2 separate regions of the Homo sapiens genome follow, and region 2 is linked to region 1. Evidence: chromatin loops called from intact Hi-C (ENCODE). Cell type or tissue: Calu3. All regions are shown on one strand. Each heading gives the region's core, and the rest is flanking DNA. Links, peaks and the distances in the headings are about the cores only. Region 1 overlaps AKAP13 (A-kinase anchoring protein 13). Region 2 overlaps AKAP13 (A-kinase anchoring protein 13).

Evidence for each region. A loop is a pair of places that touch in the nucleus more often than their neighbours do. Peaks named below come from ENCODE experiments on the same cell type or tissue, not always from the same donor. Only the 100,000 strongest peaks of a DNase experiment are listed, where the experiment ranks them.
Region 2: a loop joins it to region 1, with 2.2 times the contacts of the local background. A loop is called at or near these places in 2 of 110 quality-filtered maps.

Annotation. Positions count from the first base shown.
Region 1 is chr15:85,536,530-85,552,414 of GRCh38, reverse strand. It overlaps AKAP13 (A-kinase anchoring protein 13), which reads right to left. Exons shown (of 37, transcript NM_007200.5): 5 at 8,460-8,643. Among named protein-coding and RNA genes, the nearest start is that of AKAP13, 160 kb to the right of the region's middle. In Calu3, for the core only: no CTCF peak of the experiment used is centred there; DNase peaks (open chromatin) are centred at 8,504 and 9,204.
Region 2 is chr15:85,654,532-85,670,416 of GRCh38, reverse strand. AKAP13 (A-kinase anchoring protein 13) reads right to left here. Exons shown (of 37, transcript NM_007200.5): 11 at 14,630-15,000; 12 at 11,827-11,880; 13 at 5,662-5,854; 14 at 587-695. Among named protein-coding and RNA genes, the nearest start is that of LINC02883, 96 kb to the left of the region's middle. RefSeq lists an enhancer at 2,160-2,329. In Calu3, for the core only: no CTCF peak of the experiment used is centred there; no DNase peak of the experiment used is centred there.

The sequences.
Region 1 (15,885 bases), core at 4,810-12,809:
TAACCAATTTCAGCAGCTAAAAGATTTTTGTGATTCATTAAATCCAGAATCCTAACACAAAATTCCTTCTAGAACATGTTACTGAAAAACTTCCCTGAATTATAACTGTCTGTAGTTCAACTAGATAGAGGTCTTACTGATGTGCCAGGACAAGTTGTATATGCTGTTTAATGAATCAAGAACAATCTAGAAGTTGGTAATGCTGAGAAACTGTTCTCCTACTATAAGGTTAAACTTTCAAAACAGAACAGGCAGATATTAATAAATGCATAGGATTGGTTGTATTTTTTTACTACCTCATATTTATTCTTGTATCGCGTAACTTCATTCTATGCTGGTGATATTCTGCTCCAGCCAAATAATGGTTTTAGTGAAAATGTTTATTCAACACACCTAGTTTTTTTCTTGTTTCTCTAATCACTTTCCTTGTTTCCCCAATCACTTCTATTTCTGCCAATAATAAATGCAGGTAAAATGTTCAAGTCATTCTTTCTATTGGTATGCGTTTAAGAAAACTTTAGAATTGACCAAGTAAAAATCACATGTAGCTTTTAAGAGCAGAAGGTGCTATCAACTGATCCTTCATTTTCTCACACCTGACTATCAAGCCCTATACTCCAGGTCTGTATTTTCTTCCACTTAAGCCTGAAGTGAAGTCAGAAACAAATCACATGCTGTTGCCATAGATAATTTGTTACCACAGATCAAGTAGTGTAATTTCACAACTCTGACCACTCTGAAGTCTAAATGTTATACGGCAACCAAGAACAAACACATACCTTGCTCAGTACATATGTGTCATTCTGCAGGGAGAGAAAAGAAGTTTATAGAAACACAAGATGCTTGGAATGGCTCTGTGATTCCAACCAACTTTAAATTCCTACCCATCTTCTTAGAAAGCCCAAGGGAGTTTGTAAAAGTTCACAGGACTTGGAGTTACAACCTGGTTCAAATTATTCCTCCATCACTTACCAGCTATGGCTATTACATTTCCTTGTGCAATGGAGATAAAACGCCCACCTTCAAAGGGCTGGGGAGAGGATAAAGATATGAGAATTTACACAAAATACCTAGCAACGAATACAATAAATTGCTCTATAAGTACAATATTATCTTCAGAAAGTACATTTTGCAATTTTCTAGCATGTTGCCAGATAGGCAATCCTGAGATTACTAGTTAAATGGTTTAAAAAATACAAAATGTCAAAATGCTTAAAGTTGTCCAGCTGAAAACTTAGGGGGAAAAAAAGGCACTGAGAACCAGAGTTATTAACCATCATAAATTAATTAGGTTAAAAGCCTGAAAATGCTACCAAACATGCCTCCTCACAAAATTCTATGAATAAATCCAAATACAACCTAAAGACAGGTTGTGAAAAGAGCGACTAACTATACGGCCTTGGACAAGCTGCTTTAGCCTCCCCGAGGTTTGCTGAGGGGTTTTAAATGAAAACGCAAGTAAAGCACCAAGGTAGTACTGTGCATAATACAAAGCAGGTATTCAATATTCAATAAATGTTAGTCTCCTCCCCCATTCTCTAGTTTCCACTCAGTTCTACAACCTTATCTTTACCAAGACACAAAGACCTAGATCACACAATGACAAAGGAAGTCAGATACAAAGGGATGGACAGACTGATGAATGGGAATTTGGCCAGATGTCAAGTTATCCCAAATCCTGCCTCTCTGGTTATTATTTTTAAGGTATGTCTGTACATTTGTTTCATCTTTTGCTTTACTATGCAAAAGCAAAGTCTCCAAACTTGTTTTGCACCAGATGGGCTACTGAGGACCCACTTGTCAAGTACCTGAAGAGGAATCTAAAAGGGCAAAATTACTATGTTGGCAGAACATCTTGCTCAATAGCACTTGGTTCCATTGTGAAATATGTATTCTTGAGTAGTCACTCCACCACCTAACCCTACACCTAGGTTTCAAGCGCAAGTGTCTTGTAAGAAGGACTTGAGAGCTTACAGGCACAAACCCTTTGAGAGGGGCCAATAGTGCCCACTACAGTAAATCATGACTGAGTACCTAGAGCTTGTCAGGCTGGGTCTGTGTTCAACATTCACATGTGTCCCCTCAATCTGGACAGATCGGTGCACTTTAGGTTCTGTTACTTTGCAACCTTGTGAACCGAGACCTTGGGCAAGTCACTTTACCTCTCTGGCCTCAGTTTCCTCAATTATAAAACAGAGATGGCCAGGTGCAGTGGCTCACGTCTGTAATCCCAGCACTTTGGGAGGCCAAGGCAGGCGGATCACGAGGTCACGAAATCGAGACCAGCCTGACCGACACGGTGAAACCCCGTCTCTACTAAAAATTCAAAAATAAGCCGGGCGTGGTGGCGTGCACCTGTAATCCCAGATACTCGGGAGGCTAAGGCAGGAGAATCACTTGAACCTGGGAGGTGGAGGCTGCAGTGAGCCGGAATCATGCCACTGCACTCCAGCCTGGGTGACAGCAATAGTCTGTCTCAATCAATCAATCAATCAGAGATGACAATACTTACCATATGTAAAATGGTAGCTTAAATGTAATCAACCATACTTTAAAAGTCATATAATGGGTAATATAAATGTACAGTTATTATAGTAAGAACCTTGTTTTCCTCAAAAAACATATAGACTAGAAACCATATAACCCTTTACATTTAAGAGTCATTTAATACTGTACCCTAGTAGCCTCGTCCTGAGTCTCTTCTTTCTCTCTGCCAAATTTTTGTAGAGGGAAGAATATGGGCCTTGGCATTCCACAGCTGTCTGTGTAACAGTAGCTCTACAATTTTCTATATAGCCTTGGACTAGTTACTTTAATTATCTGAGCCTCCATATTTCTCCCGCAAAACACAGATAATGCCTATTTCACGAGGTTGATATAAGGTTGAAATGAAACAATATCTGTAATGTACCAACCATGGTTTCTAGTGCAGTATAGGCATTCAATAAATGAAGATTTGTTCAGCTGATACTAAAAATAAGATGACATTTATGAGGACAAATATGTTTAAACTGGCTCTTATGGCAACTGAAATATTTCAGCACTTGTATGCCACCACTCCAGAGTTGAAATTCTTAAAATAAATACTCTTCTTATAAGGGTGGAAGGACTGTAAATGATTTTTTATCCATCTAGAATTCCTTGTTCCATTAATCTACAGGCATCAACATCACAGCATGTATCAAAGGGCCAAACTAATTTTATTTAAAGTAGTATCTATTACACTAGGGAATAATTTCCAACCTACATCAAGTCCCTACATCAAGTCCTACATCAAGTAGGGACATTCAAATGATGCTTAAAATACTTCAAGATTCTGGTAAAATTTCCCTGAAGTATGAAAAACTGACATAGGCATTAGAAGGAAAAGAAAATTAAAGAAAGGGAAATGGGGGTAACATTTATGTCAATCACTGAGTTATGCTCTCTACATGAATTGTTTATTTCTCAAAGCAACCCATTGAAGACAGTCCTCTTCTTCTTCTTGTGAGACCAAAAAAAAAAAAAAAAAAGGCACTGAGGTTTGGAGAGGTTAAGTGAATCACCCAAGATAAATAATACAGTTTCACAGAAGTAGACCCTGGATTCAAAACCAGCCAGTCTAACTACAATTCTCCAATCTCTCTACTAACTTTAATTCACAGAGAACTACAAGAAATATTACAAAACAAGATATCTGGTAGACCGATCAACTGGAATTTGAGTTTCATTGATCAGTTAACTCTAATTTTACTGATGTCATTATTATTATTAATATATAAGAAATGTTCAAATAGAGTATCTTAGAGTTTAACAAAGTATTTGCACCAATCTTTTTTTAGTTAAAATAACCTTGTGATGTAGGCAGAACAGGTATTATCATTAAGAGAGGGGAAACATGAGACTCAGTGGATAGGTGACATTTTCCAAGTCACACTAACTACTAAGTAGGCAAGCTTAGATTTTTATTAAGCTTTTAATCCGTAAGCAGTTCTACCATACTATACTACCATCTTTCTCCAAGAAGAAATATTTATGCACCTTTATTTGCTCCACAAAAATAACCAGAATCTGTATGACAAATAAGCCCTAATTTTTCATATTGCATACACTAAAGGCTGGGTTATCATCCAGGAAGTAAATAGCAATATCCTTTATTTATGAGATGAAGAAATCAAGGCTTAGCAAGGAAAGTTTGCAAATGGCAGAGCCAAAATGCAAACCTAGGTTTGACTTCCAAGTTTGCACACCTAGTCACTAGCTGGAGCCTCCTCTTACTCTCAAGCTCCCTCATACCCCCAACATGGGTGATCCAAGTCCCAAGATTTCTACTTTGAGATGTGTGAGTAAGAGATCAGCCAGATCCAATAACATCTGGCTCTAATATTTTCTTCTTAGATAACTACAATGCCACGCTCATCTGATATTGTCACTTCCTAGCATTCATGACACCAAGAGCCTGCAAACTGGGGTCTTTACCTATTCTCTCCATTACTAACTAGTTAGGTGACCATGGGTGGGGTCTTCAAATCAGAGGAGATGATTGTCCAACTAAAGGAAAAGTAGGCCTACATGTTTTGGGTACTCTTCTGGGGCTAAGATTTCTCAGGCAAGACAGAAAATTAAAGAAAGGGAAATAAGAGATAACATATATGTCAATCACTGAGTTATGCTCCCTACATGAATTCTTTCATTTACTTAGAGTGAAACTTAAATACAATGTATTTAAGATGAATTTTCAGATCACAAATGCATTCATATTCATAATGTAAGATCTAAATATAAGCTAAAGTGAAACAGCAAGTCAACAAAAGCTCTGCCTTCCCTAACACTGAACAAAGTGAAAGTTAACAATCATGGGTTACAAAAAAGGGAAACTGTAAAAAAAATGTCCTGAGTAGTTATTACTATCTGGTAGGATTTAAAATAAAGTTCAAGTGTTTTCTAAAGGGATAGGTCTTAGAGAATCCTTATATGTCCAAGAATGGCTAATCATAATTTTCGCAGAAGTAAGACTTGCTTTATCAAAATAGACTGGCAATCAAAATAAGCCTTGAACAAAGAAACACAAAAAGAACTTGGGCCCTAACCAGCACAAGGCTCCCCACACCCCACTTAAAAATTAAAAAGCAAAAAACAAGGTAAAGCACCAAGGAATTAAAACAACAAATGTACTTGGGAAGGGCTATAAATGGGGTTAAATAAGCTTGACTTTTCAGTAAAGTGTAGAATGCAACTAGTTATTCAATAAATGTAAAATATACATAGCCATACTTCAATTTCATACTAACTGAAAAGAGGCAATAAAAGAGGCCGGCTTATATGTGGACAATTTCATTTTTAAAAAGCAGGGTGGGGAAGAAGATACCCAAACTATTAGAAAGATAGCATCATGGCTGGGCGCGGTGGCTCACGCCTGTAATCCCAGCACTTTGGGAGGCCGAGGTGGGTGGATCACGAGGTCAGAAGTTCGAGACCAGCCTGACCAACATGGTGAAACCCCGTCTCTACTAAAAATACAAAAATTAGCCGGACATGGTGGCGCATGCCTGTAATCCCAGCTACTCAGGAGGCTGAGGCAGAAGAATTGCTTGAGCCTGGGAGGCAGAGGCTGCAGTGAGACAAGATCGTGCCACTGCACTCCAGCCTGGGCTACAGAGCAAGACTCCATCTCAAAGAAAAGAAAAAAAAAAAAAAAAGAAAGATAGCATCATACATTGTGGCGATTCTTAACTTTCTACAAACCCCTTCGTGAATCTCACCAACAAATGCTTTATTCAGAAAAACATGTGCATAAACCTTTATAATTTCAAGAGATACAGACCCCATGAAGTCTATTCTTGGGCCACTTTTTAAGAATCCCAGGAGTGGAAGGAAAGAGCTCTGGACAGCTTTTGGCTTCTATTTCTGGTCATACCACCTTGTTATCTTCATCCAACCACTTTGTCTCTCTGGATCTCAGTTTCATCTGTTAAAGATGATCTTTTCTTTTTAAGGCTGTAGTATTCCGTTATATGAATATACCACATTGTCCATTTATCTGTGATGGACATCTAGGTTGTTTACACTTTTGGCTGTGTGTGTGTGTGTGTGTGTGTGTGTGTGTGTGTGTGTTTGGTAACAACAATTATATAAATTTATTTATGGGGTACAGTGTGATGTTTTAATCTATGTATATACCATAGAAAGATAAAATCAACCTAAGTAACATATCCATCATCTCAGCTACTTATTTTTTTGTGGTGAGAAATACATTCTTTTTTAGCAATTTTGAAGTACGTATTGTTTTTCTGACACGTTACAACATGGGTGAACCTTGAGGACATTAGCTATGTAAAAGACAGACACAGAAAGACAAATGTTGCATGATTTCACTTATATGAGGTACCTAGAATGGGCAAATTCTTAGAGACAGAAAGGAGAACAGAGGTTATCAGGGGCTGGAGAAAAGGAAGTTCAGTTTGGGTGATGACAAAGTTCTGGAAATAATAGTGGTGATGGTTACGTAACTCTGTGAGTGTTGTGATGGTACTGAATGCTACTGAATGCTGTCCCTAAAATTTACTATTTTAACCATTTTTACGTTATGTATATAGGAAAAGAAAGGGGAAGGAAAGGAGAAAAGAAAACCAATAACAAAATGATCATTCTTGATTCTTTAACAACTGAAATTCTACCAAATTCTACTAGAATCACTCTCACACTGAGTGATTTGGGACAATCGCCCCCTTTCCATTTTTTAATCGCTAATTATGACTCAGAACTTTTTCTAAGCTTCACAACAGTAACATCCCAGAATTCAAGTTAAGAGCTAGATCTGCAGCAAGGTGCTCATCCTCTCCTATCAGGGTCCTCTATTGGTGATTTCTCAGGTTGGTTTTCCCTTACCAATCTCCCTTCAAAAGGAGGTAAGTGGCTTTCCCACATGTAACAGAAGTAGTACTTTTAAAGTAAGCAAAAAAAAGTCAAAGAACAAACACACTCTAGTTTCCTTAAAGCTGTGCTGCAATAACAGTCTTGTGACATCCCCTCCAAGGATATAATGAAGCTGTTGTAATCACTTTATTTCCCCATTTGGATGGCAGTCCTTAACCAACTCTGCTTCCCAGCAAAAATCAAATTTAGAGGAAATGCATTTGAACTTCACAATAGTTATGCAGAGTTAACTGTTTCAACTTCTGAAACAAGGCCTCTCTTCCTGAGGCCATGAGGCTAACCGTAGAATGAATCCAATCATTGGCCAGATGGGAAGTGTGAAGGAGTAGAATGTATCACTCCCTGGAATACTGTCTTAGGAGAGCTCAGGTATCCAAAGCTCATTTGAGATAAGTGCCCCTCCTACCACCACTGTATCTGTAGCACCCATCAGAAAGCTTTCTGCAAAGAACTGTCTGTCTAGCGTGATGGGGAAAGGTATAAGCCTGGCAAGTGAATCAAGAAAAAGCTGTTTACATAACCGTAAGTAGCACTACATTCTGAGGTCTCTTTTTGGTCCTTCCAGACTATATACACAGTTAAAAATGGTAAAACATAAAGCACAACTAAATTAAATCTGGCATGAGCAAAATATCTGAGAATTTGCTAATACTGACTCAATTTGCACAGGTCCCTCAATTGCTAAAGAACATAGATCCAATGGGTTTATACTTGTTCAGATAATGTGGTGGAAAAGATAATGATGATAACCACAAAACTAATAAAAATGTATTAAACAACAGAAACTATTCTTGAAACTTCTTTATATAAACATTCCAATAAAAACTTTTGGCTGCTCTAGTGTGTTTATTTCTTTATTTATACAAGAATAAAAGAGCGCTCTTCAAATGTTTTGACTAACAACCTTCCTCTAGAGAACTCTTTAAAGAGTCAGGACATATAATAATTGAGCCCAAAAACAGACAGGATTTCCTACTGCACATTTCCAGGACAATTCAGTTGCTTTTTATTGCTGTTCATATGAAGAAACCACTGCTCTCAAATTTTATTCACAGAAATTACATTCAATCCAAAACTTAATTGTTTACAATATTTTCTGTATGCAATTATAATATGGAAGTACTGGTTTCTAATTAACTCTTTCAAGTCTTAAAGACATACCAGAAAAAAATATATGATATAGGAAATCTGTTTCCTCTTGTACTAAACCAGGATAAACTGTATACATTGGTAATGTTATGCTACCTCCACAGACAAGGCTCATTCTGACTTTTGAGTAAAATAGTAAAATATAAGAGATAAGAATTGAAGAAGGCAGGCAGGCAGACGAGAGAGAAAATGGTTAACACGACTTACGTTTCTCTCTCAGACAATGAAGTGGTTAGCAGGAGCAAGCTTACAAACCTCCAGCAGAAGGCAAGATACAGAGCTGAGGTTTTAATTTGCGGCAAACACACAATGAGATGCCAAGTGGGTGGTACTCCTATGAATCGGGGGTGGGGCTGGGGATGAGAGGAGGGAAATAAGGCAGAAGGAGCACTTACTCGGTTAGAAGCTGGTGCAGCTTGTGATAGCCTCGCTCCAAGGCCAAGCTCACAGGCGTCGCCCCTTCCTGGTTGTGGATACTGAGAGCTCCGCGGCCACCTGGCTTCTGCAACAGGAACCACGTCAACCTCAGCAGTCCCAGCCGCACAGCAAAATGCATCAATGTCTCTCGCGGGCCAGCATCTGTAAATGGGGGAGAAAATGAACGTAAGTGAGGAAAATATAAAAACAAAAAACAAACAAACATAAAGACAAGTTATGTAAACACCACTGCCTCCAAGTGCCTAAGATTGTAAAGTTAAGCTACAACATACAGTGTGAACAGCTTTATTGTGGCCAGGTAGAATCAGCCCTCAAGTAAAGGCAAAACAAAGCTACAAAAGCATAGAAAGTATAGGAAGCAAAATCTTCAATCGAACACAGTCCTGCAAAAGAGAATCAGGACATTTCTATATTCTGACTTAATACACAGTGTTTGTTCAACCAATTTCACAGGCAGGCATATAAAGGCGACCCATACACACGTTCTTTTACTCAAATAATAATAACAGAAGCAAATGCAGCCCCACAACATGAGGTCCAAGAGGGAATAGCTGTTGGGACTTAAATGGGTGTATCATAAATGGTATAATTACTTTTTAAAAGAACACCCAGACAGGAGTTGGCTAGTTAAACACTAAAAACAGGTTCTGCTTGTTCAGTACACATGGGTCTTTTTATTCCTACACAATAAGGGCAAATCAAATTTCTGGCACTGCCAGCTTTATTTATTTGTTTAATGAGAGGAAGAAATGCATCTCCTGGCACAATAAGGAAGACTAACTCTAAGACAATCCACTAATAACTGCAGAAAGGAAAACGTTTATTTAACTTGAAATAAAGGCTCCCTCTTAGTAAAGTGAGTCACTCTGAAAGTGACAGAATGAGGAAGGGCTTGTAGTTAGACAAATCAGGGTTCGAATCTGGCATTTACCATCTGTGTGACCAAGCGTGATTCATGTAACATCTCTGAACTTCACTTTCTTCATCCCTAAAGTGAGATACCAACACCTCACTCACAGAGGTGTAACAAATGAGAAGAGGTAGATGAAATGCTAGTATTATGACTGGCTGTAGTAGACATTCATTAAATCCCAGTTCCTCTCTGTTTCCCGGCTCTCTTCACTGTCCTCTTGGACATCAAATTACATTCAAGGTTCACTAGCAATACTCTCTTCCTTCAGCAGTCCTCAGTGCCCAACCTAGGATGACAGGAGCTGAGGTCTTTGCAGGGATGCCACATATAGCCCCACAAGGCTGTACTACACTTAACTCCAGGGAGCTGGGAATGGCACCCTGAAGTTGTGCCTGCCTCAGCTTAGCTATCATCTCTTTCTTCATGGCCTCCCACGGGTCTAAACTTCTTCACTAAGCACTCGGACTTTTTGGACCCCAGTGGTTTTCTCCTTACTGTGAAGTCCTCAAATGCTTCTATACGTGAATATCACAAAGGAATGAACAGATTTTTGAAGCTGTGATTTTACACTGAATTACACTGTTTCCAAATGTCATCTGTGTATTAGTCTGGTATCCCTATTTCCAAGGTAAATTTCCTTGGAAGCACAATTTTTCATATTGTATATTTTCCCTACAGAACTGTATATGCATAGACCAATTCAGGATTTAAAGGGTGTTTAACCAGAGGCACATGGCTGGAAAGATTATGCCCCAGAAGCAACAACTACATGTGCAGGTACAAATTTTAATAATCAACACCTCTGCGCAGATGGCAAGGCCAGACAAAAGGACAAATAGAATCCTCACAAAAGATCAAATAGCACCATCTAACTTTTGCCTTACAGTTGTTCTGACATCCTTATCAAGAACAAAGAGCTAATGAGGCACTAACTAGGAAATACCTGATTCTTTAGAGGCTAGTTATTTCCAACCTTGAAGCAGCTGTCTCTTTACCACCCTCCCACAACCACTCTTCTGATTTGTTATTTGTTCTGAGTCAGCTCAGCATTTCAGTAGAAATCCCAATACTACAGCCACACGCCTGCTCAGAAGCTGATGCCCTGACTTCTGCACTACATCCTCTCTCAATTTCTGAAAGTCTTAGCAACTGGTACCACATCTGCTTTTGTGTAGACCCTTTCTGAGGATAACAGATTAGGAGAAAACAATGTAGTGCTATGCACCATGCACTGGGCTAGGCAGTTTATGTCAACTTTTTCCATTCTATCTTCTCAGTAACCCTATGAGGTCTGGTTATCTTCATTGTGCAAATGAAGGCAGATTCATAGAATTAATAGCTTGCCCACAGTCAGATCAGGATTTAAAATCAAAAGTTCTTCTGTCTTGCATTAAACAAACAAACAAACAAAAAACCTTTTCCATTACTCCACCCTGTTTCTTTTTGCTAGGAAATAAAACCACAAATACAAAAACAAGCAATCATACAAGCAAGCTAAACTAATGTGGTTTAAAAAGCACCTTTTTATGTTTTCTTCCAACATTTTATTAACTTTTCCAACATACACATAGTTCAAAGAATCACACAGCAAATAGCCAGACACTCACTCAACAACCTAGATCCTACAATTAATGTTTTTCTATATTTGCCTTATCACATATATATCCAACGATTCTTCCTTCTATTTCCCCATCGATCCACCTTATTTTTATGCATTTCAAAATAACTTGAAGATATCAGTCCACTTCACCCCAAAATACTTCAGCATGCATATAATTAACTAGCATTCAATATGTAGTTACAATTTTAGGTGATTTATATACAATGAAATACATATGGTATAGTATACCCATTTGATAAATTTTGACAAATGCATATACACGTGAACCCAAATCTGTACCAACATATAGAAAATTACCAATATCCAAAAAAGTTCTTTTGTGCCACTTTCCAGTTAATCCTCTCCTCCTCATTCAGAGTTAACCATTGTTCTGAATTTTTCACCTACATTAGTTTTGCCTGTTCTACAACTCCATATAGATGAAATTATAGAATATACACTCTTGTGTAAGGCTTCTTCGATGAGCATGTTTGAGATTCATCTACATTGCTGCATGTAGCAGTAGTACATTCTCTTTTACTGCTGAGTAGTCCACCGCATGCATATACCCCCAGTTTTAGGTATTCTCCCATTAATTTCTCACACATTTTTATTTGATTCAGGGGTCATGTGAATTAGGTTTGTAGAAGAGGCCAAGGTGCAAAGGGATAAACGAATATATGAATTTAGTTTCCTTTAGTCTGTGTTGTTTTAAGAGCATGAAAGCTTCCATCACTGCTTTCTTCCTTTTGTGTTTAAACTGCAGAGCTCAATCATTTAGGATCAATCTCTGTTCCCTTTTCTCTGCATCAGTACTCCTCTGTAATCTGAGTTACTCAACTTCATTTTTTTAGATCACTAATGGCCTTTCCTACAGTGTCAACTGAGTCCTTTGTCCCCAGTGTGAATTAACTGTGCTTTAGGATTGTGGATGGCTGCATCATTTTTGCCAACTCACTCCCCTTCCATCCTTGTCGTCATAATAATAGCTTTGCCGCAGATGTAATTAAAGCCCCTAACCAGTTGATCTAATAAGGGAGGTTATCCTGGATTATGTGGGCAGGATAATCCCACTGCATCAACTGGAAGGCTCTGAAAGCAGGTCTTAGATTTCCCCTGGAGAGAAGGGATTCCATTCCACCTGTGGAGGACAGCACTAGCCTGTGCCTGTGGAGCTCCATCCTGCCCACGATCTTCCCTTCCTCACGTGATATTTTGGCCCATGTTGGTGGACTGACTTTTGCCCATGATCTTCCCTCCCCCTCCTGCCCTACAAATTTTGGACTTATTAGCCCTCACAATCAAAGGCGCCATTCCTTGTAATAAATCTCAACATATTATTTCTCTTAGTGGTTCTGCTTCTCTACTTGAACACTGACTCATAAAACCTACTTTTCTCCTTGCTGTCTCCTTCTCTAATTTCATAATAAACCTGATTTTATTGAGCTCTTTAAAGGGCAAATGGGAAATATCATCTACATTTTTTTGTTTCTTACAGAAAGCATACTCAGAAAATCTTCCATCTGAATACTTATGATACTTTTCCCTTTTCTTTATGCTGTAATGTTATTCCATAGACCCCATGTTGGCTGGTTATCCTGTTTAACCATACTTAATTGGAAAGATCTCTGTAGGCTTAGCCTCTACCCACAGAGAAGGAAGGCAGAAAATGTCTCACATCCTGCTTTCTATTTACTTATATGCTGGACACACCTGTCACACACCTTCCCTCAGATCTGCAAAAAAGTTGATGTGCCTAGTAGGCATTCAAGCATGATGAGCCTGCTAGAGGGTTGTATCTTTTATAAATGGTCAGATTCTCTAAGTAAAATGTTCTAAGTTCTGAGATCAGTACAATAATCAAGGACTACTCTCCTACCCCATCAATCCCCCCAGCAAGCCCAGCTTACAGTACTCTTTGAATCTATACCTATGATTCCAAAATCACCATTCTTTGTACTATTCTGGACTACCTCTTAAAAAACCTAAAGTCCCACATGATGCAGGAATTCTCAGCTGCATGTGAAAGGAAGGAGAACAGGCCACTGTGAGAAAATGCAGTTGTGGAAAAATGAGACCTGTAACCTTGTAACAAAAACAAGGTTTCAGAGGCAACAAAACCTTTTGGAGCTCAAGTCCTACCACTACTAGTCTTGGGATCAATAAATATTAATCTTCTGCCAAGGGGAAAAAAAAACCACTAGCAGTTTTAAAATATGTTGTTATTTTCTTTTCAGCAGTGATGACAGCTGAAAAAATACACAAACACAGGCCAGGCACAGTGGCTCATGCCTGTAACCCAGCACTTTGGGAGGCCGAGGCGGGAGGATCATGAGATCAGGAGATCGAGACCATCCTGGCTAACATGGTGAAACCCCGTCTCTACCAAAAAATACAAAAAATTAGCCTGGCGTGGTGGCGGGCACCTGTAGTCCCAGCTACTCAAGAGGCTGAGGCAGGAGAATGGTGTGAACCTGGGAGGCAGAGCTTGCAGTGAGCTGAGATCGCACCACTGCACTCTAGCCTGGGGGACAGAGCAAGACTCCCTCAAAAAAAAAAAATACACAAACACTAATGTAGCTACGAAAAAATATTTATGAAAAGCTATCAAGGCCGGGCGCGGTGGCTCAAGCCTGTAATCCCAGCACTTTGGGAGGCCGAGGCGGGAGGATCACGAGGTCAGGAGATCGAGACCATCCTGGCTAACACAGTGAAACCCCGTCTCTACTAAAAATATAAAAAATTAGCTGGGCGTGGTGGCGGGCGTCTGTAGTCCCGGCTACTCGGGAGGCTGAGGCAGGAGAATGGCATGAACCTGGGAGGCGGAGCTTGCAGTGAGCTGAGATCACACCACTGCACTCCAGCCTGGGCGACAGAGCGAGACTCCGTCTCAAAAAAAAAAAAAAAAAGAAAGAAAAGCTATCAAACACTCTGAAAGGAGGTGGGAACTGAATCATCAAATGATTATGGTGGGCGACCTATTAACCAATATCAGATGTATAGAATTGGGAATACACAGGCTGTTCTTACTGCAGTTTTTCCTAAACCTGTCTTCCACCTCTCCACCCAAATTTCTCTTTGAGGGGAGAATTCTTGCCCCCAAAGATGATCAGATCTCTTTTTCACTTGGTTATACAATATCATGAGTAAATAAGAATGAAGATTCCCCCAGGATGTTTCTCCCTGCTTCCTCTAGAGCAAGTCTGCAGTGGGCCCACCCTACATTACCTGGGAGTTATGCTGACGGCTACTGCACAAGGGTCTCTCAGGGAAAACACCCCCCTAGCTTACCATTTTCACTAACCACCGAGCTGAGAAACTAAGTGAGACTTGGAAAACTCAGAGAAAAAAATGTCCTTACCCCACCATTCACGCCACACCCAGATGAATCCTTATCACCTGCATTTAAGGCAGAACTGTGGCAAACAGTACAATGTGTAGAAGCTTGTTTATATAATTAGGGATGAGAGAACATTTGGAAGATTTAAAAGGACAAACTCCCTCCTGTTCATATTTAAAGTGAAGATTAATTTTTGTAACAAGTAAAACATCAATGTTTTGTGTCTCCAAATGGTACATTCAAAATGAATAGCTTATAAACTAGCACACATTATCAGAATACACTTTCCCCCATTTCACAGATGAGGAAATTAAGTAACAGAGAGATTGAGTATTTTGCACAAACTCTTGCAATGAAGCCAGGATGCAAACAAACTGACTCCAATGCCCCTGCTTTTCCCACTTTGTAAGAGCAAAGTTAAACCCAGAATTCTTAACTTTATGCTCATGCCTGAAGTTCAGGGAGACTTAAGAAATTTATCATATGTAAATGTGTGCACATAGGCACCTATAAACATTTTTTTCTGAGGAGAAATCTGAGCAATTTCCAAAGGAGTCACTGACCTGAAGAAAGCTAAAAAGCACTGCAACTAAACAATTAAAACAGTAGGAGGATTAGCCATAAATCTTACATAAACTACTTTGTCTAAGTATTAGGCTAGAATATCTCTAAACATCCTAGCTTTCAACAGCAAGAAGTCCTGTTATGTAACAAGGTGCCTTATTTACCTGTATTACCTCAGGCATCATGGTTACTTTGTACCTTTCTCCTTTAAATACCTATTTAAAAGTATTTATGTGCAACTCATTGATGTGAACAGACTATTCCATTACATTTGTCCCTCAACAGCAGGCGTGATGAACTCTTAACTGATGCTTCTCTCCCTTACTGTACCCAGTGTTCCCAGATTCTAATCATCAATTAATAGAACAATTTAAACTGCAGAATGTGAACTGAGCACAGAAAATCAGATTCCTCATCCCAGTTGTTGACTTAAAGACACTTCTATCAAGTCACTTGCATGCATTTCACCTTGCAAAGTATACAACTTACACAATTTCTTTTGTTATTTTATTATTTTAAATATATGTACAATAAAATTCACCTTTAGGGGATGTACACTCCTATGAGTTTTAACACATGCATAGATTCTTACAGCCACCACCACGAACAAGACAAAACAACTCCAACAACCCAAAGAATTCCCTCATGATACCTCTTTCCAGTCAGACTTCCCCCACTCCCAGCCCCTAGCAACTACTCATCTGTTCTCTTTTTCTATAATTTTGCATCTTCCAGAATATCATATAAATAGAATCACATAGTATGGAACCTTTGGAAACTGACTTCATTTTCCCGCATAATGCATTTAAAACACATCCAAGTTGTTGCACATGTCAACAGTTTGCTTCTTTTTATTGCTGAGTAGTATTCCACTGTATGGATATATTATAGTTTGCTTCTGTATTCACTCAGTGAGGGAAATCTGGGTTATTTCCAGTTTTTGAAGATTATGAATAACATTACTAT
Region 2 (15,885 bases), core at 4,684-12,683, 120 kb before region 1:
CTAATGCTAGCACTCAGTAGCCAGAGAAGGCCAGTATATGGTACCCATATACTATGGTAATATAAGACAATATCTTTGTTTTTAGGAAATATACACTAAATTAGAGGTAAAGGAGAGTTATGGATATAACTTATTCTCTCAAGTGTTTCAGAAAAAATCTTTAGGGGAGTGATAAAGAGAGGGAGAGAGGCTGGCGAAACAAGTATTCTAACATTTGAGGACTGGACGTGAAGAATACATGGGAATACTTTGTACTATTTTTGCAATTTTTTCCCCAGTGAATATTATTTGTAACTATTTTTCAAGTCTAAAATTATTTCAAAATAAAAAAATTTTAAAAAGTGTGTCAGATTCATGCCCACAAATACAATAAACTTAATGTATTAGGGATATTTTTAGGTAAAAGGAAGAAGATCTCAAGATAAACTCTATGCCACCTTTTCTGTTTAAGTGCTGAGCCATTCACTCAAAGAAGTAGTAAGCAAATTTTGGCAGGTAATGTTATGGGGCCTTAAAGTGAGAAAAATAATAGGAAGAGTGGTTAAGATTTAATATATTTAATTTTTTTAAAAAGTAGTATACTCACTGTCCAATCCAGGATGGCTGATTGTCATTAATGAGATGGATTTTGTCAATGGAGAGGAAATGGCTGATGTACAGTAATTAAATCCCTGCTGCTTAGATCTGTGACATATCTGTGAAGTAAAAAAGTGAAGAACACGTTGTAAGCATATACTCTCATATTTCTAGATAAGCATAAAACCTTATAATTAGACCCACATAGTAAAATAAGGCAGTGAAGAAGCGGGTGAGAGCACAGGCCTTGTGGTCAGACAGACTTAGGTTAAAGTCTGCTCCTGCTACTTAACAGCTGCTCAGTTTCAGAGAAGTTACTTAGCTTTTCTGAGGCTTAGTTTTCTCATCTGTAAAATGGGGATCATTAGAGTATCCATTCTTTACAGTGGTTCTGTATCCCTCATAGCATCTAACAATGTTTCAAACTTAGTAAGTACTTAATAAATATCTGCTGGATGCATAATCACTTAAAAATAATTTCACTGGAAATATCAAACTACATACAATACTTGTTCTTTGAAAATCTAAATATTTCTTCATACAGATATAGTAGAATATCAGTAATAGTATTCTGATTTTACTTTATTTATTATTATTTTTTTTTAGACAGAGTCTCACTCTGTCACCCAGCTGATGTGCAGAGGCATAATCTTGGTTTACTTACTGCAACCTCTGCCTCCAGGTTCCAACAATTCTCCTGCCTCAGACTCCTGAGTAGCTGGGATTACAGGTGCGCGCCACCACGCGCAGCTAAATTTTGTATTTTTAGTAGAGATGGGGTATCACCATGTTGGTCAGGCAGGTCTCGAACTCCTGACCTTGTGATCCGCCTGCCTCGGCCTCCCAAAGTGTTGGGATTACAGGCGTGAGTCACCGCACCCAGCCTATTTTTATTTTTGAGACAGAGTCTCACTGTGTCGCCCAGGCTGGAGTGCAGTGGCATGATCTCGGCTCATTGCAACCTCTGCCTCCCAGGTTCAAGCGATTCTCCCGCCTCAGCCTCCTGAGTAGCTGGGATTACAGGGGTGCACCACCACGCCCAGCTAATTTTTTGTATTTTTGGTAGAGACAGGGTTTCACCATGTTGGCCAGGCTGGTCTTAAATCCCTGGGCTCAAATGATCCACCCATCTCAGCCTCCCAAAGTGCTGGGATTATAGGTGTGAACCACCAGGCCTGGCCTCTGATTTTAAATAATTGGAAATTGAGATTCAAGTAAAGTGTCTTAAGATCACAAACAAAACAACAGTGTATCTGGAAAGAAGCCTAAATCTCTTCCCTATCCTCTTCTAAGATGATAGTGATTCTACATGAACGTAAAGGTAACTGAAATTTGATAATTTAACTCTCTCAGTAAATTCACAGCAGCTTTGAGACCATGTAATCCAACCACCTGCAGAAGTTCCTGGTACAACATCCCTGAAAGACAGTCATCTAGTGTCCACTAGCACACTTCTGGTGATAAGAGCCCATTCCAATTGTTAACTGACTTTATCATTAATCCTTTCCCTTCACAGAATGAAATCTGCCTCCTTATGACTCACATATTGAAAGGGAAGCAGTGAAAAATCCGTTACTAGCATGAACTTGACTCACTTAGGCCAGACTTCTGATTATTTAGAGCTTGTTTCATGTGTAACCATGGCAGCTGAGGCAAACAGTTGCTATGTTTCAAATACAACTGTGAGGTCTAAAAAATGACCTCAGTGAAAGGCAGAGACTTTTAACAGGAAGTTGGCTACAGGCAACTCGTCTAGATCAGAGTGAAACAAGCAGCTCAAATGCCTACTCTGAGGTTCCATACAAGATAAAAACTATGGGTAAGTAGAGATTCCAGGAAGGCTAAGCATAGCAAGGCACTAAAACAACAACTTTATCTAGAAAGACTGAATCAGAAAGTCCACTTCAGAAAGACAGTCCATTTTAGAAACACATCAGTAGTAGTAACGTCTTACTAAAATGCAGGGTTATCTGTCAAATTCCCGGAAATATCCATCTTAGAAAAGGTATCACATAAATAATATTAAGAAAATTAAATCATTCTTATTTCCTCCTTGAAAACTCACCTACTCCAAAAACCTGGAAAAAAGCAGAGAAATTAATAGCCAGGAACTCTTGAGTTTAATACTGTTCAGCTAATAGCCACTTACACGGCCTTAGGCAAGTCATTTAAATGAGCTGGAGCTAAATCTGAAGGGATATGTCAGTCTTGGCCTATGATTCTGTTTACAAATCCACAATTTTGGTATTTTACCTCATCTTGTAAATGATTTCCAAAGGATTCTATAAATTTGAAATGCAATTTATTTTAAAGATTTTTTCACTGTTTATTTACCCTTAGCAAAGCTGTGCTCAGTAGCCATCCAAGAATTGTTCCTATTTTTTTCTTCCTTTCTCTGTTACCATTAGGCTGAGTAAATCTAAATCACTTGCTTCAACAAGCATATTCTTCATATTCTTATTTTTTCTAACTCCTTCTGAAGTATCAGAACAAGTAGAAAAATTTTTAAAAGGGGCAAAATTCACTCTTCAACTGATTTTCATTATGCCTAAATCTCTTTATTTGTCTGGTCTCACACAAGCATAAGTGTTACAATAATTACTAAGATAATCCTTCAGTGTCAAGTTTATATTTGGTCATGTTAGTGCTTCATAGTAGGATGCAATAAAAATTTAAACTTCTACACAAAGTCCTACTCAGCAAATCAAGGAAGAGGTTGTCAATGTTTTTGTTTAATTAGAAATGTATCATTAGATTCTTGCCTCAAACTCCAGTCATCTATTCAAAAACAGTTTTTTTTTAAATTGTAAGTGTTTCATTTGGAGGAAATAAGATGCATCCCAGAATGCTTTCGTAAATTAATCAGTCTTCTGACCCAAGAGGAAGAGAAAAGACTTGCAGTGAGGTACAATGATATAAAAGCAAATAATTTGAATTCTCAACTCAAAAGCTCCCCAAGGGATTGTCAAAAGTGGTAAGTGATAATGAGGACATCCAGAAGATGAGAACTAAGAAGTCACTTTGATTTGGCTGACATGGAAATCCATGACCTTCAAGACAGGAGTTTCAAGAGACTGGTAGCAGCAGAAATTAAGAGATGATTAGATGGTGATAAAGAGAAGGCAAAGGCCAGGCACAGTGGCTCACACCTGTAATGCCAGCACTTTGGGAGACTGAGGCAGAAGGATCACTTGAACTGGGGAAGTTGAAGCTGCAGTGACCTGTGATGGCACCACTGCACTCCAGTATGGGCGACAGAGTGAGACCCTGTCTCTAAATAAGTAAATAAATAAATAAAATTTTAAAAAGAGAAGGCAGGGAGCATAGATGCTCTCTTAAGAATTCTGGTAGGCATCAGAGTGAACAGGCGACCTACAGAAGGCAGAAAATTTTTGCAATCTACCCCTCTGACAAAGGGCTAATATCCAGAATCTACAAAGAACTTAAAAAAATTTACAAGAAAAAAAAAACTCCATCAAAAAGTGGGTAAAGGATATGAACAGACACTTCTCAAAAGAAGACATTTATGCAGCCAACAGACACATGAAAAAATGCTCATCATCACTGGCCATCAGAGAAATGCAAATCAAAACCACAATGAGATACCATCTCACACCAGTTAGAATGGTGATCATTAAAAAGTCAGCAAACAACAGATGCTGGAGAGGATATGGAGAGATAGGAACGCTTTTACACTGTTGGCGGGACTGTGAACTAGTTCAACCATTGTGGAAGACAGTGTGGCGATTCCTCAAGGATCTAGAACTAGAAATACCATTTGACCCAACGATCCCATTACTGGGTATATACCCAAAGGATTATAAATCAAGCTACTATAAAGACACATGCACATGTATGTTTATTATGGCATTGTTAACAATAGCAAAGACTTGGAACCAACCCAAATGTCCATGATAGACTGGATTAAGAAAATGTGGCACATATACACCATGGAATACTATGTAGCCATAAAAAAGGATGAGTTCATGTCCTTTGCAGGGAGATGGATGAAGCTGGAAACCATCATTCTGAGTAAACTATCGCTAAGGACAGAAAACCAAACACCGCATGTTCTCACTCATAGGTGGGAACTGAACAATGAGAACACTTGGACACGGGGCGGGGAACATCACACACCGGGGCCTGTTGTGTGGTAGGGGGCTGGGGGAGGGATAGCATTAGGAGAAATACCTAATGTAAATGACGAGTTAATGGGTGCAGCAAACCAACACGGCACATGTATACCTATGTAACAAACCTGCACGTTGTGCACATGTACCCTAGAACTTAAAGTGTAAAAATAATAATTTTTTAAAAAAAGAATTCTGGTAGGGATGGGAAGGAGAGAGAATCAACTGACATTTCCTGGAAGGTGTAGTAAGAAAGTTTTGTTTTTAATTTTTTTCCTACAAAGGAGAAACTTGGGATATGTTTTAGAGAATTGGGAAAATTAATAACGATATGTAGCGTATTTCAAGATTCAGTTTACTATTGAGAGGGTAAAAGATGGTCTCAGATAAGAAGGAAAAACTCAATTTAATATCCTGGATACTTTCCTAATTTTAAAAAGTGTGCCTTGATGGAATATTTAAATCTATGCAGATTAACGTAGTCTTTATTTTTTCTTTTTTCTTTTTGGAGACAGAGTCTTGCTCTGTCACCCAGGCTGGAGTGCAGTGGTGCAATCACAACTCAATGCAGCCTTAAACTCCTGGTCTCAAGTAATCCTCCTACCTCAGCCTCCCGAGTAGCTGGAACTACAAGCACAAACCACCATGTCCAGCTAATTTTTAAATTTTTTGTAGAGATGGGGGGTCTTGCTATGTTGCCCAGGCTGGTCTTGAACTCCTGGGCTCAATTGATCCTCCTGCCTCAACCTCCCAAAGCACTGGGATTATAGGCATGAGCCACCATGCCTGGCCCTTTTTAATTAGGTGCTAAACACTTGGTTTAGTGCTAGATTAAGTATATCATATAATGGGTAAGTAATCATAGCTACTAGCCTTATACTACCAGAAGCCTTGCCTTCTATGTTCATATTTTGTGAAATATATTTTTTCCAAATTAGACATATTTAAGACTTACCTGCTGATCAAACATCCTATGTTCTCTCTGGTCTGACTCCAGATCCTCTTCTGAAAGTGACACCAAAGAGTCAACCCGTTCCTCACCACTGAATGGGTGTCTGAGCTCTTCGGCATTTGCAGAGCTTACTTCTAGAGATGAGGATGGCTTGTTTCCGACACCAGCTCCTCCTGTCAAGCCTTCTAGACTGAAACTGAACATAGGGCACAAAAGTTAATTCATTCTATTTCTGGGTCTCAAAAACAAAGGAGGACACAAAATCCCTTTGGGTATATCTCCCTTGTTTGTGTATTATTTCTATGTCAGCTAGCAAAACTGTCTAAAAGGGCATGGCACAAAGAATACTACCTACCTTTCCCCCACAGATCTTGGAATACTGAGAAAGAATACTGCACTTAGATTTTCTTACCGCATTAAATTTATCCAAATGTTGAACCACCTAAGATCACTTCTCAGATTTTTTTCTACACACTATATGGACAGACCATAGTTATCTGATATTTTATATATGTGTTTTTTCCTTGATCTAATTAATCTTTGTGAATCTAACTCTACTAATGCCAAGTAATTAAATGTCACAGAGAAAATACGAGCTTAAGTAACTTTCAGAAGGCAAACTGGGTAACTTGCCCTTATGTCCATTAAGTGGACCTTTATAATTTTACATTCAAGTTGACCTTTATAATTTTACAGGTATGCTTTCACCCAAGAAAACCCAAGTGTTACTCATGAGTGTTACCATCTATGCACACCTGGCCAAACAACTGCTGACAGACTTCTCGAGAATTGTTAGTTGCAACAGGCACATATAACACCTTAATGAACAAATGCTGAAAAGCAACCTGGTCTAAGAGTAGAAAGAGTTGTAATTTTTTGCCTGGATATTGGTAAAGGGAACAAAGGCAGTCAGGATTTGGCATTTTAAAGAGGATTCCTCCAAGACAGATTCTGTGGTTTGCAGAATGAAAAGCATTTTCAGTAAGCAGAAGGCTACAGAGACAGGTTAGCGATTTAACCTCCTTGGGTTGCTAACTAGAGTAATTCACATCTGTTACAACTGCAGCGGAAACTTCTTTAAAATAACCAAGATCTCGAAACATAGCTGTAGCTGACCATGTTCTCCGCTAACAATGAGCTGGAATTCAATCTGAAGGTATACTGAAGCTACTTAGTTACCTCCACTCAAGGAAAACTGTACAGAAAATTGCTCCAATTAAGTTCATACCTACCAGTCCAGGACTTGTATTTGCTTTTTTAAATTATTTATTTATTTATTTTGGTTTTGTAAATAACTTAACGAACTGAAGCCATATAACTCTATTTTCTCTAGTAGGTAAACTAAACAATGGATATGTTTTTCTTCAATATAATAGAAATCATGACTAACTACAAGTAAATGACTCTGTAAACCTCATTTTCTTTCTTTTCCTATTTTTTTTTTTTTTTGAGACAGAGCCTCCCTCTGTTGCCCAGGCTGGAGTGCAGTGGCACGACCTTGGCTCACTGCTACCTCCATCTCCCGGATTCAAGTGGTTCTCCTGCCTTAGCCTCCCAGGTAGCTGGGATTACAGGCACCTGCTACCGTGTCTGGCCAATTTTTGTATTTTTAGTAGAGATGGGGTTTCACCACGTTTTTCAGGCTGGTCTCCAATGCCTGACCTCAGGTGATCCGCCCACCGCAGCCTCCCAAAGTACTGGGATTACAGGTGTGAGCCACCATGCCTGGCCTGTAAAACTCACTTTCAATACCAGGGATAAGAGGAGGGGCTAAGTGAAGAAGAAATTACTTGAAAAGCCTAAGAAAACCAGATCTATGCTTACTGCAAAACTTAATTCTGAAAATGTTTTAGTAATTAAATCTGGCTGTTCAGTTGAGAGAAGAATATGAAACGATGAGGAGTCTCTGAATTTGGAATCTACACAGAATGGTGGATTTAGAAGCATAATAGAAATCAGTGCATCTTATTAGCTGCCTTGGTTCTTTGATTGTTTTCTTCGGGTTCCAAGAATTTTTAGGATCTGAAAATCAAGACAAACCAAAACAGAGAGAGATAAATCTGTGCAGAAAACATCAAATCTATGGCCATTTGAGACATACAGGATGCATCACCCGACTCTTAGGCTGCATCCCTTCAGCTGAGTTAGTGACACCCATAGCAAAGGCAATGAAATGCTGTGCTCACAGACAAAGCAGGCTGCCCATATGCATCCCAGCCACACAGAAGCCAGCTCCAAGCCAAAAGCCCTGATGGCGTATTTTATGGTTCCCCATTTGGTGGCGGGACACATAACAATATCATACCTTCTGTAATTAAAGTCAGCACTCAGGCCAGCAGAGTACTGCACACCAGAGGGGCACCAGCTCATACTGGGGATGACATCAAAGACAGAAACAGAAATGCAGGGAGAAAAGAGGAAACAGGAATGGGGTTATTAGGTTTAAAAACGAAGGGCATAGTTAGAGACAGACGGATTTATGCGATCAACAAAAAATTTAGGAATGTAACACTGACAATTTTTAAAAAGGCTATAATAAAAAATCATAGAAACTTAAAAATATTTTCTTCTTGTCTAGACAGCATTGTGGAAAAAGACTGTGGGTTCTTTACAGTATCACCAGTTCAACCTGAAACCCAAAAATTCCTTCTAGTGAACTGTGGCAACTACCTATGGCTTGCTCTTCAGACATGAGAGGTATTTCAAACTCCACCACTGGGTACAATCTCTCAGTACATCGCATACTCCCACATCACCCTTACCATAGTATCTCTAATCCTAGACTTTTTAAAAGAGACAGTGACAAACTGTGCTCTGGTGGGCTCATGGAGTCATCCGGTTTTTTTTTTTTTTTTTCATGTGTTTCCATTACGGATCCAACCAAACCAGACATTAATAGATTCTGCATGATAAGATACTTAGTCAACACTGGCATCCATCTTCAAACCCTACTCACTAGGCTGTTACGTTAAAGATAAAGCATATAACACTGATTATATATTTGCTTATGTTTTAATGATAATGAAAACTACCCCCCAAGACGGAGTTTCACTCTTGTTGCCCAGGCTAGAGAGTAATGGTGCGATCCTGGCTCACCGCAACCTCTGTCTCCCAGGTTCAAGCGATTCTCCTGCCTCAGCCTCCCGAGTAGCTGGGATTACAGGTGTGCACCACCACACCCAGCTAATTTTGTATTTTTTTTAGTAGAGATGGGCTTTCACCATGTTGGTCAGGCTGGTCTCAAACTCCTGACCTCAAGTGATCCACCCGCCTCAGCCTCCCAAAGTGCTGGGATTATAGGCTTGAGCCACCGCACCTGGCTGATAATAAAAATTTAAAAAAAAGGAATTCTATGGCACTGAGTTAGAAATGTATCTTTTTAATTTCAAGTTTGTTTCCATTTTTCCTACAAGATAAAAAAAATCCATCTGATCATCTACTTCCTTGAATATCCCAGTAGCGGTGTCCATTATCAAGTAGCAAGGACAGAAAATCTGGGGTTGGAAATGCTAAGTAAACACCACTAGCTAAAACAATAATCAATTCAAAATATTGTGTGTTCTATAAAGGAAACTGCATGGAAATGTTGGGATTTTTATTAACAAAAGCTATCATTAAAAAAATACCCTGCTACCTGGGCCATAAAGTTCTAGGTGATGTGTTTTTGTTTTCTGAGAAGAGATAAAAGCAGAGCTTGTGGACAATAAAAACACTCGGCTCAATAAAACCACTCGGCTCCCTCCAGAATCTTGCAGATGGGAAGGCCTGGCACCAAAAACACCTATACTGGACACATCTAATAACTTTGTTTTGTTGTCAAGTGGGGTTTTTGGCTGGAGAAAGGAGACAAGGAAAATGGGTGGGAGGATGTAAGAGCTACCCCTATGGCTCTTTTAAAAAATCTTTACCATATCATTTAAAACTAAATAGTATAAAACATTTTAAATCAGATTAAATTAGTGGTATAAAGCTTACAAGTGCAGAAGCAGAAAGTAAAAATATAGTGGAGACACTTCGCTGGTCTGGTAAGTGGGATGACACTGACATAATTTACTTGTGTGAGGAGAAGATATATATTTTACAAACACAGATAAGACTCAGAAGTCCATTCTTTGACATTATTAACTTAAATTTTAAATCGCCAGTTAATAAATAGGCATATTTTTACCTAAATATCCAACTTCTTTTTTAGAAACAGAATGTGGCAAATCAGTAACTGAACATACACTGCCAAACCATCATTCTTAAAAATAATCTCCTTCTACAGATTTAAATGTTCCTTTACTTCCAGGATATGACAATGATGTGGAAGACTGTGAGGAGATTTAACACGAAGAGAGTGAAAAACAATAGGGAGATAGGAAGACAGACATAAAAGCTTTTTTTTTTTTTTTTTTTTTTTTTTTGAGACTTAGATTCACTCTGTCACCCAGGCTGGAGTGCAGTGGCACCATCTCAGCTCACTGCAACCTCTGCCTCCCAGGTTCAAGCAATTCTCCTGCCTCAGCCTCCTGAGTAGCTGGGATTACAGGTGCATGCCACCACACCTAGCTAATTTTTGTGTTTTTAGTAGAGATGAGGTTTCACCATGTTTCCCAGGCAGGTCTCAAATTCCCGGGCTCACGCAATCCATCTGGCTCAGCCTCCCAAAGTGCTGGGATTACAGGCGTGAGCCACCGTGCTCGGCCAAGATATAACAGCTTTTCTAAGGTACCAGGAAGGAAGCTGCAGATGGTCTACAACGTCTGCCCTTTCTGGTAACAGAAAACTCCTTTCATAATTAAGAGTATTTTGGAAAGCATCGTCATTTCCTCAATTCCTCAATTAGTAGGGATAATATTTAGTAGTTCTTTGGCTTTGAGATTTGTAAAGTTCTAGATTAAAAAACAACAAATGTCCCTCCTCCTGCCTTATAATACCTGTTGTAATGTTTCAATTTTATAAAATTTTAAATTATACATTACGTTCTTCCTACAAAAATAAGTTTCACTAGGGATGAAACTGGCTGGAGTTGTTGATGACACTCCATGTATACACTAACTCAGACTGCATCCAGCAATCTGTCGTCTCCCACCTTGTCATCAAGTGCATGTTTTTAATAAGCTCATATTGAAGAGCTTTAATAAAGACCCAGACAAACGTATCTCCAAAGAACCTTCTACTGAAAAACTTATTTAGTAGAGATGGGGTTAAAACTTATTTAACAACTTATTTTCTGGAAGAACAATTTCATAGGAATCATGATTATCTGAAATTCATGAGAATATCTGAATTTCAGCTCAATTTCTTGCCTAAAATCTGGAATTAAAGAAAGCATCCACTTGAAAAAGACAAAGTAGGAAAGATCACTATTTGCCCACTTGCCAACAAACAGGTTCAGCTAATAGTTAAAAATACTTCTTTACAAATGCCTCCTGAGAAACTAACAGTAATATAACCCTAATTTTTGGATTTCTAAATATTTTTCTAAACAATGGAAGGTCACTAATGACTTCTAAAGAAAATCCAACGGAAAATTTGAAGCAAATTAGCAATCTGACTAGAAATTACTTCTCAGCTTATAAATCGTTTATTTTTAGCTTCAAAATATTACCTGACAAATACTAATTAAGGAATTCAAAGGCCAAGGAATGAACTTATGCCTCTGACTTGCTTTAAGAAATGACTATATCCACAATGGAATGGAAAATGCCAGGTGGCCTAGTAATAAAGTCTTTCATTACATTATTAAACAATGTGTTGACAATACTTTAGGGCCTGTGCACAAGCACACACACATTCCTGGTTTTTCTTTTGTGGAAAAGAAAAAAAAAGTACTCCCCAGGGTCCATTAAATAGGCACGACATAGACAATTCTTCGAACTCTCCTAGAGAAAGCTAGGTGAGACCCTATTCTCACAGTCATCTGAACAACAATAAGCACAAGATTTAAAAAAATTAAAAATAATTTTTAAAAAAGATAAAATAGCATAAAACTTCAAATTAAAGAAACCATTTCATATAAAATGGACACTAGCAATTAATAAGTACCTATATTTTATTTGCCTGAATTAGATGGGACATTACTTAAAAGTAGATGATCCAATCATGGATTAAGCAGAATGAGATGCTTGTTAGTATATGCTCAGAGGTGACATGGTTAGTCCATCAAGTTAATGAACTCTGTACCTTCTCCTATGAATGGGAGGTCTCCTGACAACATCCCCAAGAACTCGCATTGAACTGAAAATGAATGGTGAAGAGGTCAGTGTTGCAGGTGAAACAAAATGGGATACAAATGCATGAAACATACAGACACCACACTGGGGAGAGAGACACTGCTCAAAGAGAAATGGCACAGGCAAGAGAATGAAGGAATGTGGAATGAGAAAAACATCAGGACCAAAAGGGCCTGACAGTTTCTGTGGAGGGCTACTTTGCTCCTCCCCTTGCTCCAAGGAGTTAATCAGATGGCAAAAGTTACAAAGTTTATTAAATTATTAAAGAATCAGAAAAAAATTACTACTCAAAGCTTTAAAGGGGTTTTTCTTAACACTTTAAAATTCAGGTTATACTACATGCAGGTAATACCATAACAATTAGCCAAACTAATTAAAACCTCACTCTCATTCCATTATCTTCAGAGGTATTAGGACAGTGGTCCTAGGTAAGCCCTAGCAGTAAATTCAAACAGGAGATCCCATGACATTATGCAGGATGAAAAGAAGTAGAGTTCTAGTCTCAGTTCAGTCTAGAACTGAACTGAGATCACCATGTAATTTTGGGCAAATCATTTATTCTGAGCTTCAATTTCCTCATCTGAGCTACATGACAGACACAGTCACATGTAGCTCTAAAATCAAAGTTGTGACAAAGGAACCCATAGTGGATTATAAAGAAAAGGGGATTGTATAGAAAATAAACCCTCATTCCTTGATGCTGTTATCATTTAAGATAAGACTGTCCTGCCAAAAAAGTTACATTTGCTTCAAGCTCTGGCTGTAGGGATCATTCACCATGCTCTTACATTTTCTGTTGCTCTGAATGCTTAAAAAAAAAAAAAAAAAAAGAGTACACCACGAGCAAAACTGGGAAATTACTTTTTATAAAATCTAGGGTCTCAAACGTATATAAAAACAAGCTAGCAGAAAAAGCATGCTGCTTATTTTTAAGGTTAGCATCCTACATGCCACCATAGAATAATATGGAATTATAGAAACGGCATTTGACTAAGAGACCAGAGACCTTGGATAAATGATGCAAACTACCTGCACCAGTCTTCTCATCTGCAAACATGGGGATAATACCACTCGACTCATGGAGAGGACTGAAAAATTATATCAGAAATGTGTTATAAAGAGAGTCTGAAAAGATTAGCAAATTAGGAAAGTGTAAGAAGGTATTACTGTGAGCTCCATGCAGGCAGGGACTTTGTCTTGTTTACCTATCTCCAGAACCTAGAGCAGAGTCTGGCACATAGTGAGTGTTCAATATATGTTGGCTGAATAAATAAGTGAATGAATGTGATTACACAGCCATAATATTATCAGGAGGTTGAGAAATTTGAGCAAATAATTGCTATTGCTGAGCTGTTTACATCAATTATTATTATTACTACTATTATTATTATTATTTTGAGACAGGGTCTCACTGTTGCCCAGACTGGAGTGCAGTGGTATGATCATGGCTCACTGCAGCCTCGAACTTCTGGGCTGAAGCAATCCTCCCATCTCATCCTCTCGAGTAGCTGGGACCACAGGCATGTACTACCATGCGCGGCTGTTTTCTTTTTTGTAGAGATGGGGTCTCCTATGTTGCATAGGCTGGTCTCAAACTCCTGGGCTCATGAGATTACATCAATTGTTTTAAAACAACTGTCAGCCTCATCCCTTATCTGTTTTACTTATTAGCAAAGTAGCTTTGGAATAAGCACACTCTTGTAAATATAGTAGGCACTACCATACTCATTCTTTAAAGCTAAAACCATCTGCTTACATTTGTCTAGCCAGCCAGCAGTCAGAAGTCAAATTCAGGCCAGGCGCGCTGGCTCACGCCTGTGATCCCAGCACTTTGGGAGGCCGAGGCGGGTGGATCACAAGGTCAGGAGATCGAGACCATCCTGGCTAACACAGTGAAACCCTGTCTCTACTAAAAATACAAAAAAAATTAGCCAGGCGTGGTGGCGGGCGCCTGTAGTCCCAGCTACTTGGGAGACTGAGGCAGGAGAATGGAGTGAACCCGGGAGGCAGAGCTTGCAGGGAGCCGAGATTGCGCCGCTGCACTCCAGCCTGGGTGACAGAGCGAGACTCCATCTCAGGAAAAAAAAAAGAAGTCAAATTCGACATACCTTCATATAGCCTGCTTCCAAATTGAAGGACTGATACTGGGTCACACTTAATACAAGTTCCCACATGGGAAAATCCCAACAATTTAATGGTATGTAATGAATGTAAAATGAATGTAATGAGTCTTATATCCTCTTGAGGGTTAAACAATGATAATTTAGACTTTATCAAAACTTTCTGTATTAGAAACAGATGGTTTTAATTCTCAGAAAATACTCTGAAAGACTTTGATGTGTTAAGACTGTAAGACTTCATGTTTGTTTCTTAATTCAAAGTTGACATGAAACTACTGCCTCCAATATTTTCTCATTCATAAGTTTCATTAATGTGGTAAGAATAAACATTCCCATTTACTAAACACTCATTATATGACAATCACATTTCATTGTATTATTAAAAATAATAATGAAGGTATTTTACAGATGAGAATATTAAAGCTTAGAGGGGTCAGGTGACTTGCCCAAGGTCATCTACATAGTAAATTTTGGAGCTGGGGTCTGAACACAGATTTTCCTGATTCCAAAGCCTATATTCTTTCTTCTATACTATGGGGTCTCCTAAATTCTTTTACCAACAATAATACAAATCAGAAGCTTCTCAAAAGCAAGCAGACACTGAGACACTAAACAAACCGCCTCCCATCTCACCTCCGGTGGTTCATTTCTGCATCGCTGGCTGCATTTTTCCCAGGCCCCCAGCTGTGCCTCCGGAAGGGAGAAAGAGAGCGCATGGAGCTCCTTAGGACAGAGCAGTTTGCAGGCACTTCAGTGATACTGTCCATCTCCTCCTCCTCCACGTCGCCTGGGTCAGCAGGCTCACTCTCACTTTCTCGACCCTCAGCTCCCATCCCATGGCTGTAGAATCCATCAAGGCTTTGCCGATCTCTTGACCTGTTTGGCTTTAAAATCTGGGAGAGAGACACATCACTGCCATGAGAAGAATGTCGGTCCAGTGAAGCCGTGTCATCGGTGGATGAACTGGATCCGGTGATATCACAGGCCAAATGCTCTTCCTCTGGCTGTAATGGAGAGAAAGCACATATGGTTGAAGCCAGCAGGGCCAATCAGATAGCCTCAGTTATTCTAGATCAAGCCAATGGCTTCTCAGTGGATTCCAGGCAGGTAAGATCATAATTGGCCTCAGAGACTTGTTTTTTTAATAGGATGATCACAATTGGATTCAAATCCCCCCTGGACTCTAGAAGAGAAACAGTCTAGATCTATCCTCTTTTTTTTGTTTGTTTTTGAGACAGTCTCACTCTGTCGCCCAGGCTGGAGTACAGTGGCTCCATCTTAGCTCACCACAACCTCCGCCTCCTGGATTCAAGAGATTATCCTGCCTCGGCCTCCCAAGTAGCTGGGATTACAGGCATGCACCACTACGCCTGGCTAATTTTTGTATTTTTAGTACAGACAGGGTTTCACCATGCTGGCCAGGCTGGTCTGTAACGCCTAACTTCAAATGATCGACCCACCTCAGCCTCCCAAAATGGTGGGATTACAGGCGTGAGCCACTGCGCCTGGCCTAGGTCTATCCTCTTTTTATCCTCTTACTAGAGGTACTACACTAGAAGTACATCATTTTTTCTTTCTTTTCTTTTTTTTCCAATTTGAGACAGGGTCTCACTCTGTCACCCAGGCTGGGGTGCAGTGGTGAAATTATGGCTCACTGCAGCCTTGACCTCCTGGGCCCAAGTGATCCTCCCACCTCAGCCTCCCGAGTGGCTGGAACTACAAGCATGTGCCAGCATGCTGAGCTAATTTTTTGTGTGTATTTCTTTTAGACACAGGGTTTCACCATGTTGCCCAGGATGGTCTTCAACTCCTGGGATCCTCTTGCCTTGGCTTCCCAAAGTGCTGGGATTACAGGTTTGAGCCACCGTGACCAGCCCATTTTTTTCTTC